Linked DNA regions of Homo sapiens: region 2 is linked to region 1. Evidence: read pairs that join two places in POLR2A ChIA-PET (ENCODE). Cell type or tissue: A673. All regions are shown on one strand. Each heading gives the region's core, and the rest is flanking DNA. Links, peaks and the distances in the headings are about the cores only.

Region 1 (5,384 bases), core at 223-5,222:
ATAGCAGCCTGAGTGGACTAAGACAGAAACCTGAGACAGATCCTCCCATCATACCTTCAGAGGGAGTGTGGCCCTGCTCACACCTTGATCTGAGACTTCCTGAACTGAGAGACCATAAATTTCTGTTGCTTAAGACACCCAGTTTGTGGCACTTTATTTTGGCAACCCTCAGAAACTGATACAAATGGGCAAAGACACAGAAAAAATACGACTTCCTGCCCCCAAGGAGCTTACTGTTTCCTAAGGCCTGGAAAGAAACAGCTGTATGTCAAACAGAATGAAATAAGTAAAATAACAAAAAGTAAAGGAAGCACTCTGGCTGTGCAGGCTAGAGAATTCATAATTCTCACTATAGAGTATAATATGACACTTTACAATTATTGATTTTTCTTTCACATATTCATTTATTCACAGGGGACTGTAGAATGTATTGGTTAAGTGGTTAAGAATACATTGGCTTTGAAGTCAAATAAATCCAAGTTCAAATTTTAGCTCAGTTGGTTTCTAGTCATGTGATACCAGGAATGTTATATATTTTCATTAGGGCTCATTTTCTCCATTTATAAGATGAGGATAATCATTCCTATCTTGCGGAATCATTATATGCATTAAGTAACATAATGTGTTGGAATATATAGTCATATATATACATATATAGCTTAATACAGTTCATAACACATAATAAGTATTCCATAAATGGAGCTGCTGCTGCCAGGAGCAGCAGCATCACTATTCATCCAATACAAGGTGATTGTGTCTGCCTTTGAGCCAGATGCCGTGCTCAGGATACAAAAACAAGGCAATGGGCCAGGTTCAATGGCTCACACCTGTAATCCCAGGAGTTTGGGAGGCCGAGGTGTGCAGATCACTTGAGGTCAGGAGTTGGAGACCAGCCTGGCCAACATGGCAAAACCCATCTCTACTAAGAATATAAAATATTAGCTGGACATGGTGGCACACGCCTGTAATCCCAGCTACTCAGGAGGCTGAGGCAGGAGAATCTCTTGAACCCGGGAGGTGGAGGTTGCAGTGAGCTGAGATCATGCCACTGCACTCCAGGCTGGGTGACAGAGTGAGACTCCATCTCAAAACAAAATAAAAAACAAACAAACCATCAAAAAAACAAGGCAATGGTTTTTGCCTCCACAGAGCTTACAGTCTAGTTCCTTCCTGTACTGAAGACAGATGTGGAAGCTAACCATTATTTTAAAAATAGAATACATACAGAGAGAAGTGTCAACCTAGTTGGAGGTTTCACATCTTGAGTGAAGGATTAGGGTAGATGCAGAGAAGAGGTGATGCTTGAGATGAGTTTTGAAGGCTGAGTAAGAGTTTGTTGAGGAAAGGGCCATTCCAAGGAGCAGGAAGGAGTATGAACAAGGGAACAGAAGCCAGAGAGTGTGGGCAACACTTGCAGAGGGCAAATAATTTGGTGCAGCAGAAGCACAGGATCGTGAGAGAGGAGAGGATCCTGGAAAGATGGGCCAGGGTCACATTGTAAGAAGCTTTATATGCCAATTTGAGTAAGTTTGACTTCATCTATTGGCAATGAAGAGCTTTTAAGGGACTTTTGTTTTACAATAATGTGTGGTAAGGAAGGGAGTGACATGGTAAGATTTGCTTTTGGACATACTGCTCTAGCATTGGTGTGGAGGGGAGAAAAGAGGCAGAGGAACCAGATAGGAGGTGGTCACCACATTAGTCAAGATGACAAACTATAAAGACTAGAACTGAGTCAGTGGTGGGGGCATGGGTGGACTTGGTAAATAGAAGATAGTGTCAGTTGACATCTGTGATGCTTTGTAACTGCTGGGTATTTCTTGAACACCCTTTCTATCATTAGGGAATTTCCCAATTACAGTCCGTCCTCCTCAAGGAAGAAGTGAGAAACTCATTTTCTCACCCCTGGCAGGAGGGTGCAAGTGTGTGACCTGAGCTCTGCCCATCAGACACCATCAGGACTTTGATTTGGAAGAGAAGGATGTGAAGAAGATATTGCATGGAATTCATTCTGAACAAGGATGGTAGTGAGACACTACCATCCTTGTGAGTGTGAGTTTTGAGGCACAATAGTCTTAGCAGTCACTTTTCACCCCAGAGTTGGCATGCAGTCTGTGGCAGCAGCAGGATTTCTGCTGGATAGCCTGGCAGGGTGACTTCGGCATTGTTCCTCTCTGGAAAGTATCCAAGTCAGGCCCTTGGACTTTCCTGAAGATTCTACATGCTACCTAATAAATTAATACATTTCTTTTTTTTTCTTAAGTTAGCTAGAATGACTTTTGTTTTCTGCAACTTAGAACATGATCTGATACAAGTAGAAATGATGGCATTTGGAGATAAACTGGGAGTAAGGAAGAGGGTGAAATTTAGAACATCCATATCTTTCTCAGGTACCTAGGTGCATGATAGCGCTGCTAAGTAAGCTTGGGAATGAGTGGGAAAGAGCAGCTTAGGAGAGAGAATGGGAGCAGCTTAGGGGAGAGCGTGGGAAAACTCAGTTTTCGAAATACTGAGTTTGAATTTCTTTGGGAACATATGAGTCAAAGGTGGTGAAAAATACGAACCTTGATATCTGCAAGGAGGGCTAAAATCAGATTTTGGACTTGTCAGAATATATTTACCTATTAATTAACATTAATTGAGTACTTATAATGGTCCAGACACTGAGGAAACAACAGTAAGACAAGATCCCTGCTTACATAAAACTTACGATCTAATGGGATAAATCAGAAATAAGTAAACAATTTAAAAGAATGATCTGGAGAGTGATAAGTGCTACCAAACAAACAAGCGGAGCCGAATAAAGAGATAAAGGGTGATGGTTAAAACAGCTGTTTTAGAAAGAGTGTCCATGGGAATCCCTCTCTGAGGAGGTGACATTTAAACAGAATTAGGGAGTGAGCCCTGCCAAGTTTTGAGGACATGGGAAAACATTCTAAGCAAAGGGAACAGCAAATGCAAAGAGAAAAATAAGCTGAGGGTGTTTAAGGAAGAGCAAGAAGGCTAATGTGGCCAGAGTGGAGTAAGAGGATAGTGGTAGAAGATAATCTTGGAGAAGTGGGCAGGGACCGGATGACACAGAGTCTATATAGTTGATTAGCATGAGAAATTTTCATTTCATTCTAAGTGTCGTAAGAAGCCATAAGGGGGCTCTGAGCAGGAACAGAAATGAGGTGACTTATTCTTTTAACTCTCACAGCTGCCTTGTGGTGTCTTTGGGGGTCGCAAGAGTGGAAGAAGGTAGATCAGTCAGGAAGCTAGTACCTTAATCTGGGCAGAAGATGATGGTGGCTTAGACTCAGAAGGTGATGAAAACAGTGGTGTGGTGAGAAATCATTGAATGCCAAATATCTTTAGAAGGTGCAACCAACAGGATTGCCAATGGAATTACTGTGAGTGTTAGAAAGAGAGAAATCTAGGATGACTCCCAAGTTTTGGCCTAAGAACTAGGTGACCAGTGGTGTGATTTAATGAGGTGGGTGAGGGCAGGACTGGGGCTTGGTAGTGGAAATCAAATATTTTGGCTTGAATATTAATTGAAAATGACTATGAGACACCAAAATTGAAAAGCTAGGACTAGAGTTATCAATTTGGAAATCATTAATTCAGAAACAGTATTCAGACACAGAACCAGGTGAGGTCACTGGAGGACAGGATGGGAACACCTGTCCACAGGACTGGATGAAGTCTCCAGACAGTAAATGTGGATAGAGAAGAAGACTTAGGACTGAGACTTTTGGTCATGCCCATGGGTAGCATTTGAATAGATGAGAGGGAACTAATTTCTATTAATGAATAAAAGAATACCAAGTCTCCTGGTATTCTTTTACTCATTGATAAAAACTAGCTCTTTCTGTGGAGACTGTGGTGTTTCACGAGTCAAAAAAAAAAAGTAGTTTCAAAACAGAAGGAGTAACCAATCATTTCTTTTTTTTTTTTGAGGCGGAATCTCACTCTGTCACCCAGGCTGGAGTGCAGTGGTGCGATCTCAGCTCACTGCAACCTCTACCCTCCGAGTTCAAGCGATTCTCCTGCCTCAGCCTCCCAAGTAGCTGGATTACAGGTGCCTGCCACTGCACCAGGTTAATTTTTTGTATTTTTAGTAGAGATGGGGTTTTACCATCTTGGCCAGGCTGATCTTGAACTCCTGACCTCGTGATCCACCTGCCTCGGCCTGCCAAAGTGCTAGGAGTACAGGCATGAGCCACCGCGCCCAGCCAGGAGTAACCAATCATTTCTTATCTTGCTAAGAGATTGAGTAAAGAAAGATTCTAAGAACTGACCACTGGAACGTGGAGGTTGCTGCTGGGACCTTGACAAGTGCAGTTTAGATGGCGTGGTAGGGATGACAGACTAATTAGAGTGGTTTCAAGAATGAGTAGAGCCGGGTGTGGTGGCTCGCTCCTGTAATCCCAGCACTTTGGGAGGCCAAGGCGGGTGGATCACGAGGTCAGGAGTTCAAGACCAGCCTGGCCAACATGGTGAAACCCCATCTCTACTCAAAATACAAAAATTAGCCAGGTGTGGTCGTGGGCACCTGTAATCCCAGCTACTCGGGAGGCTGAACCAAGACAGTGGCTTGAACCCGGGAAGTGGAGGTTGCAGTGAGCTGAGATCATGCCACTGCACTCCAGCCTGGGCAACGGAGCGAGACTCCATCTCAAAAAAAAAAGTGAGTAGAAAGTATAAGAGTGGGGTTGGTGAGAACAGAGCTTTAACAAGAGGCAGTGCAATGGGTGGAGACAAATGGTGAAGGCAGTATCTGAAATAGGGAGCACAGTTGAGATTGCCCAGAGAAAATGTGTAGATTGCAATGAGAAGAGAGTTGGAGATAGAACCTTAGGAAACATCAAGAAATGGAGACAATTTCCTCAGAAGATAGATTGAGATAGGAGAAGCAGGAAAGTACCACGGCCCAGAAACCAAGAGAGGAGAGGTTGTAAGGAGGAGGTGGTGAGCAAAGTCATACGTTGCAGGTAGCCCAGATAAAAAGGACTTCTGGAGTTAGCTGTTAAGAAGTTCTTGGTGATCTTAACAGAGGTAATTTCAATGGTGGCAAAGGTAGAGGCCAGGGTGTGTTCTATGGGGAAGGAACAGAGGTGAGGAAAGGAAAGAATAAACTCAGGCCACTATTTGAGAAGGAAGAAGAGAAAACTGCTATAAGGAGCCACAGTTGAGGTAAATTTTATTTTTCAGGAAGAGGTATTTCAGCATAAACATATGTGAGAGGAAGGAGCAGATGGAAGTGCAGGAGTAAAGGGTGATGGTGGATGGAAGAGGGAGGGTTTAGAGCACAGGCTGGAGGACTCACCCTGAAGGAGGGACAACCCTTTCAAGGTAAGAGGAAGGAGGCAAAGGTGGAAAGAGATGCACATAATGGTCCA
Region 2 (5,384 bases), core at 194-5,193, 95 kb before region 1:
GAGATACCCACTCACCAAACCACAGGAAATAACATCCTCTTTCCTGAGGAACAATGGTCCTGAGGCCTTAGGAGGGGCCTCAGGAGTCAGGGAACAGGGAGCTTTGGGTTCCCGTCTTGGTAGCTGGTGGTATTGACTATGGGAATCTCAGTGTGTGATAACAGAATTACAAGTGGGGACCTAAAGTGGTTTCTAAGAGTTAATGGCAAGAGGAGGAAAAGGAAGGTCAGAAACATTCTAGGATGGAAGATGTCTCAATGGCAGTTAGCAACCAAACACAGCGTAGGGAGCTCTCATCTCCCCTGAAATACCTTGTCGTAAATCATGCAGCCTATCCCTGCCTGATAGTCTAATGCACCATTTCCAGACGTGCCAGACAGATGGCCTAGTTGACCTATTTCAACATAACTGGAACAGAATGATTTCCATGTTGGCTCTAGGATACATTATAAGGAAGAAAGGTGAGTTTCTTTCTGTTTCAATCACAGCAAGACCATCAGGGCTTGAAAAGTTGGGCCATCAGGTTGCCGCCAGCAAGCACATTCTTTGACCTTCTGTGGTGGGTCCACAGAGTGGAACCAGGTGTTCTTTCAGCCCATGCCAGAATGTATTGGCCGCCCAACTGGCTGCCTGCCTCCACCCCACCAACGGGGCTTTGGCTGGCCCTCTACCAAACAGCTGTTTGGGGAGACACAGGTGGCCACCCACGCTTGTGCCCAGGCCAGCAGCTGCGTTGGCCTGATTCATCCTGGCAAGATGGACCCTCCTGTGCCTCTGCCTCTGTGCCCCAACTTCTCCCTGAGCCAGGTCACTCAGGGACTAGGGAGAAGGAAAGCCAAAGGGTAGATACACTGTGTATTAAATGCACTCATAAACCTGTTTCGTGGCCCAGAGGCAATAAACAAGAGAATACTTCTTTCAATATCATCAATTTTGGTATTTTATTTTTACTCATTCAAATTAATGTTATGTAAATGAATAGAACTTTAGTTCCTGTTTCTTGTTTGTATTATTGTTAGAATAAAAATCTTCTCCTGTTGCTATGTATCTATAATAAATATGAAGGTAAAAAAGGATTACATCCCAACTTCAGCAAAATGCTATCTGGGAGACCATGCTAGGTGCCCAGATAATAACAACCACAGGAGCATGATTGGATATACTGAAAAAGCACCCACAGAAGTGGCTAAAATATAATATGAGCTGAATGAAAGAGGGTAGCAACATCCATGTTATCACAGCCAGGCTAATTGCAATAAGAAATAATTCTATTCATGAAGTTTAGAATAGGAAAAAAGCAAAACTGAGAAATTAAATATTTTATTTTGAGATTTAAAAGAGACTCTATGTTGAAACTATGAAATAAGATAATAAGCTGCGGGCACATCTAGCTTGAGGAGTATCTCAGTGTAGGTAGGGCCAGGACCCCACCTGATGCGCTTAGGGTCCAGGTCCCCACCAATGTGGAAAGCTCCTGCTAGAGGGAAGTAGTAGGGGGACCAACTGTTTCATTTTATCTCACATTTAAATACAATTACAGAAATAATTGTACAAACTATCCTGTACTGGCCTCTAAAATCAACACATTAGAACTCCACTTTCCAAATGAATGTTGTCTCCTTCCATGTAGCAACTGGAGATCACTCCGTACTCATTCTAAGAGTAAAATCATCATTCAAGAAAGTTTTAAAATTGCTTTTTAGACTGTCTCCCAGGGTAGGATAAATTTGATTTTCACAAAAGCCCAAACTCTTTCAAAATAAAATCTGGTAAGTAATTTGCATATAATCATTATGGCCCCAAATGTGTCTTACAAACTGACCCAAGGTAATACCATGAAAGGTATTCCAAATATGCTTTGAATAAGTGACCTTTAAAGGATTTTGTTCATTTGGATAAAAAAAAAAAAATCCTGGTGTTTTTGTCTAAAAATTATTAGGATGTCTTCATTATTCTACTTAAAATTCATATAATACAACATTTCATTAAATGTACTGTTATTTCCAATTCTAAAGTTAGCTGGAACCTGAACCACCTAAATGGCATATCTCTCTGTCAGGGTAAAGAAAGATCTCTGACATTCTTTGAGGACTGAGTAACCCTTAAAGCCAGGAAAACAAACCACTTCTCCAGAAACTGGAAATGAGCAAACAGCTATCCTTACAGGATTCTCTTTCTTAGAGTCCCTAGAGTACAAAGTCTCCTTCCCAAGGGACTAATTAAGGGAAGTCTGTCAGCAACTTTAATGAGGCCACTGTGGAGCATGCAAGCCCCCGAGTCTGCTTCCTGACTACAGAGTCGGGGAGATGGGACCATACCGATGTGCCCTTTTCACACTACTGTGTGTTTGCTCAAGTTCTGTAGCTTGAATCATTTCCCATTTACTTACATGAGAATTCCAAAATGAGCCTGTCTTTTGACTGATCCTTAATTGACTGTGTGCACCAACTGACATTCCAGCATTGAGTGTCTTCTCCCTCAGCCTGCTTTCCTTCCAGAGTTTTCAAGGAAGTTGTTAATGATATGTAAACAAATACTTAAACCTATGGGGAGAATACTATTATTTTAAGGAATTCCAAGAGTGACTCTTTTGGAGAGGATAATTACTCCTTTATTTAACTTTGAAGTTTGAGTTCCCATCATGAGTTTTTTAAAAAAAATTTTATATATATATGTATATCTCAAGACACAAACATTTTTCCCTAACATTTCTGCGGAAACTTGCCTTAAAGTCCACAATCCTTATATCTTCTTCTCCCGGAAAGAACCTTTTTAATGCACAGCCCCTCTAAACAGCTTTTAAAGGCTCCATGGGTGGCCAGGAATTCCTATTTGCCAAATTTAGCAATGACAGCTATGGTTATGGACACTGTTGGAGTTGATTGTCCCTAAATCAAGATGAAAACTTAACCTTAAAAGTAATGTTTAAATTTCTCCCCCTCAGAGAAAATATTTGCAAACTATGCATCTGACAAAGGTCCAATATCCAGAATCCAGAAGGAACTTAAATAATTCAACAAGCATAAAACAAATAGCCCCATTAGAAAGTGGGCAAAGAACATGAACAGATACTTTTCAAAATAAGGCAGACAAATGGCCAACGACCATATGAAAACAAGATCAACATCACTGATTATTAAAGAAATGCAAATCAGAACTACAATGAGATACCATCTCATAGCAGTCAGAATGGCTATTGTTAAAAAAATAAATAAAAATAGCAGGTGTTTGTGAGGCTGCAGAGAAAAGGGAACATTATACACTGCTGGTGGGAGGGTAAATTAGTTCAGCCACTGTGGAAAGCAATTTGGAGATTTGTCAAGGAACTAAAAATAGAACTACCATTCAACCCAGCAATCCCATTACTGGGTATGTACCCAAAGGAATATAAATCATTCTGCCAAAAGACATATGCACTCATATGTTCATTGCAGTACTATTCACAATAGCAAAGACTTGGAATCAGCCCAGGTGCCCATCAATAGTGGACTGGATAAAGAAAATGTGGTATTAATACATAAAAACTGGGGAGGTGAAAAATCTCCAGAATGAAGACTACAAAATACTGCTCAAAGAAATCAGTGATGACACAAACAAATGGAAAAACACTTCATGCTCATGTATACAAAGAATATCATTAAGATGGCCATGCTGCCCAAAGCAATGTATAGATTCAACGCTATTCCTATCAAACTACCCACGATATTCTTCACAGAACTAGAAAAAAACTATTTTAAAATGCGTATGTTTAAAATAGTTAAAAAAAAAACTATTTTAAAATTCAAAAAAGAGCCCAATAGCCAAGGCAATCCTAAGCAAAAAGAACAAAACTGGAGGCATCACACTACCCAACTTCAAACAATACTACAAGGCTACAGTAACCAAACAGCATGGTACTGGTACAAAAACAGACACATAGACCAATGGAACAGAATAAAGAGCCCAGAAATAAGGCCACACCCCTACACGCATCTGATCTTCAACAAAGCTGACAAAAACAAACAACGGGGAAAGGATTCCCTATTCAATAAATGGTGCTGGGAGAACTGGCTAGCCATATGCAGAAGATCAAAACTGGACCCCTTCCTTACACCATACACAAAAATGAACTCAAGATGGATTAAAGACTTAAATGTAAAACCCACAACTATAAAAACCCTAGAAGGCAATCTAGGCAATACCATTCTGAACGTAGCAATGGGCAGATGCCAGAAGCAATTGCAACTAAAGCAAAAATTGACAAATGAGATCTAATTAAACTAAAGAGCTTCTGCACAGCAAAAGAAACTATCAACAGAATAAATAACCTACAGAATGGGAGAAAATATTTGCAAAATTTGCATCTGACAAAGGTCTAATATCCAGCATCTATAAGGAACTTAAACAAATTTACAAGAAAAAACAAATAACCCGATCAAAAAGTAGGCAAAGGACATGATCCTCCAGACACTTTTCAGAAGAAGACATACATGCAGCCAACAAGCATATGAAAAAAAGCTCAATATTCCTGATTATTAGAGAAATGCAAATCCAAACCACAATGAGATACTATCTCACACCAGTTAGAACAGCTATTATTAAAAAATCAAAACATAACAGATGCTGGCAAGTTTATGAAGAAAAAGGAATGCTTATACACTGTTGGTGACAGTGTAACTTAGTTCAATCATTGTGGAAAGCAGTGTGGCGACTCCTCAAGGACCTAAAAACAGAAATACCATTTGATCCAGCACTCCCGTTACTGGGTATACACCCAAAGGAATATCAATCATTCTCCCACAAAGACACATGCACGCATATGTTCATTGCAGGACTATTCACAATAGCAAAGACATGGAATCAAACTAAATGCCCAACAATGATAGACTGGATAAAGGAAATGTAGTACATATAGGCCGGGTGTGGTGGCTCACACCTGTAATCCCAGCACTTTGGGAGGCCTAGGTGGGTGGATCACCTGAGGTCAGGAGTTCAAGACCAGCCTGACCAACATGGAGAAACCTCGTCTCTACTAAAAATACAAAGTTAGCTGGGCGTGGTGGCGCATGCCTGTAATCCCAGCTACTCGGGAGGCTGAGGCAGGAGAATCCTTGAACCCAGGAGGTGGAGGTTGCGGTTAGCCGAGATCGTGCTATTTCTCTCCAGCCTGGGTAACAAGAGCAAAACTCTGTCTCAAAAAAAAAAGAAAAAGAAAATGTGGCACATATACACCATGGAGTACTATGCAGCCATAAAAAAACAAGATCATGTCCTTTGTAGGAACATGGATGGAGCTAGAGGCCATCATCCTTAGCAAACTAATGCAGGAACCAAAAACCAAATACCACATGTTCTCACTCTTAAGTGGGAGCTAAATGATGAGAACACATGGACACACAGAGGAA

What was found. ChIA-PET counts read pairs that join two places held together with the same protein. Peaks named below come from ENCODE experiments on the same cell type or tissue, not always from the same donor. Only the 100,000 strongest peaks of a DNase experiment are listed, where the experiment ranks them.
Region 2: POLR2A ChIA-PET joins it to region 1 with 6 read pairs; 2 of 35 experiments call an interaction of 5 or more read pairs at or near these places.

Annotation. Positions count from the first base shown.
Region 1 is chr5:65,044,910-65,050,293 of GRCh38, reverse strand. No RefSeq gene overlaps it. Among named protein-coding and RNA genes, the nearest start is that of CWC27, 280 kb to the right of the region's middle. In A673, for the core only: no CTCF peak of the experiment used is centred there; no DNase peak of the experiment used is centred there.
Region 2 is chr5:65,139,649-65,145,032 of GRCh38, reverse strand. No RefSeq gene overlaps it. Among named protein-coding and RNA genes, the nearest start is that of ADAMTS6, 340 kb to the left of the region's middle. In A673, for the core only: no CTCF peak of the experiment used is centred there; DNase peaks (open chromatin) are centred at 2,222 and 3,272.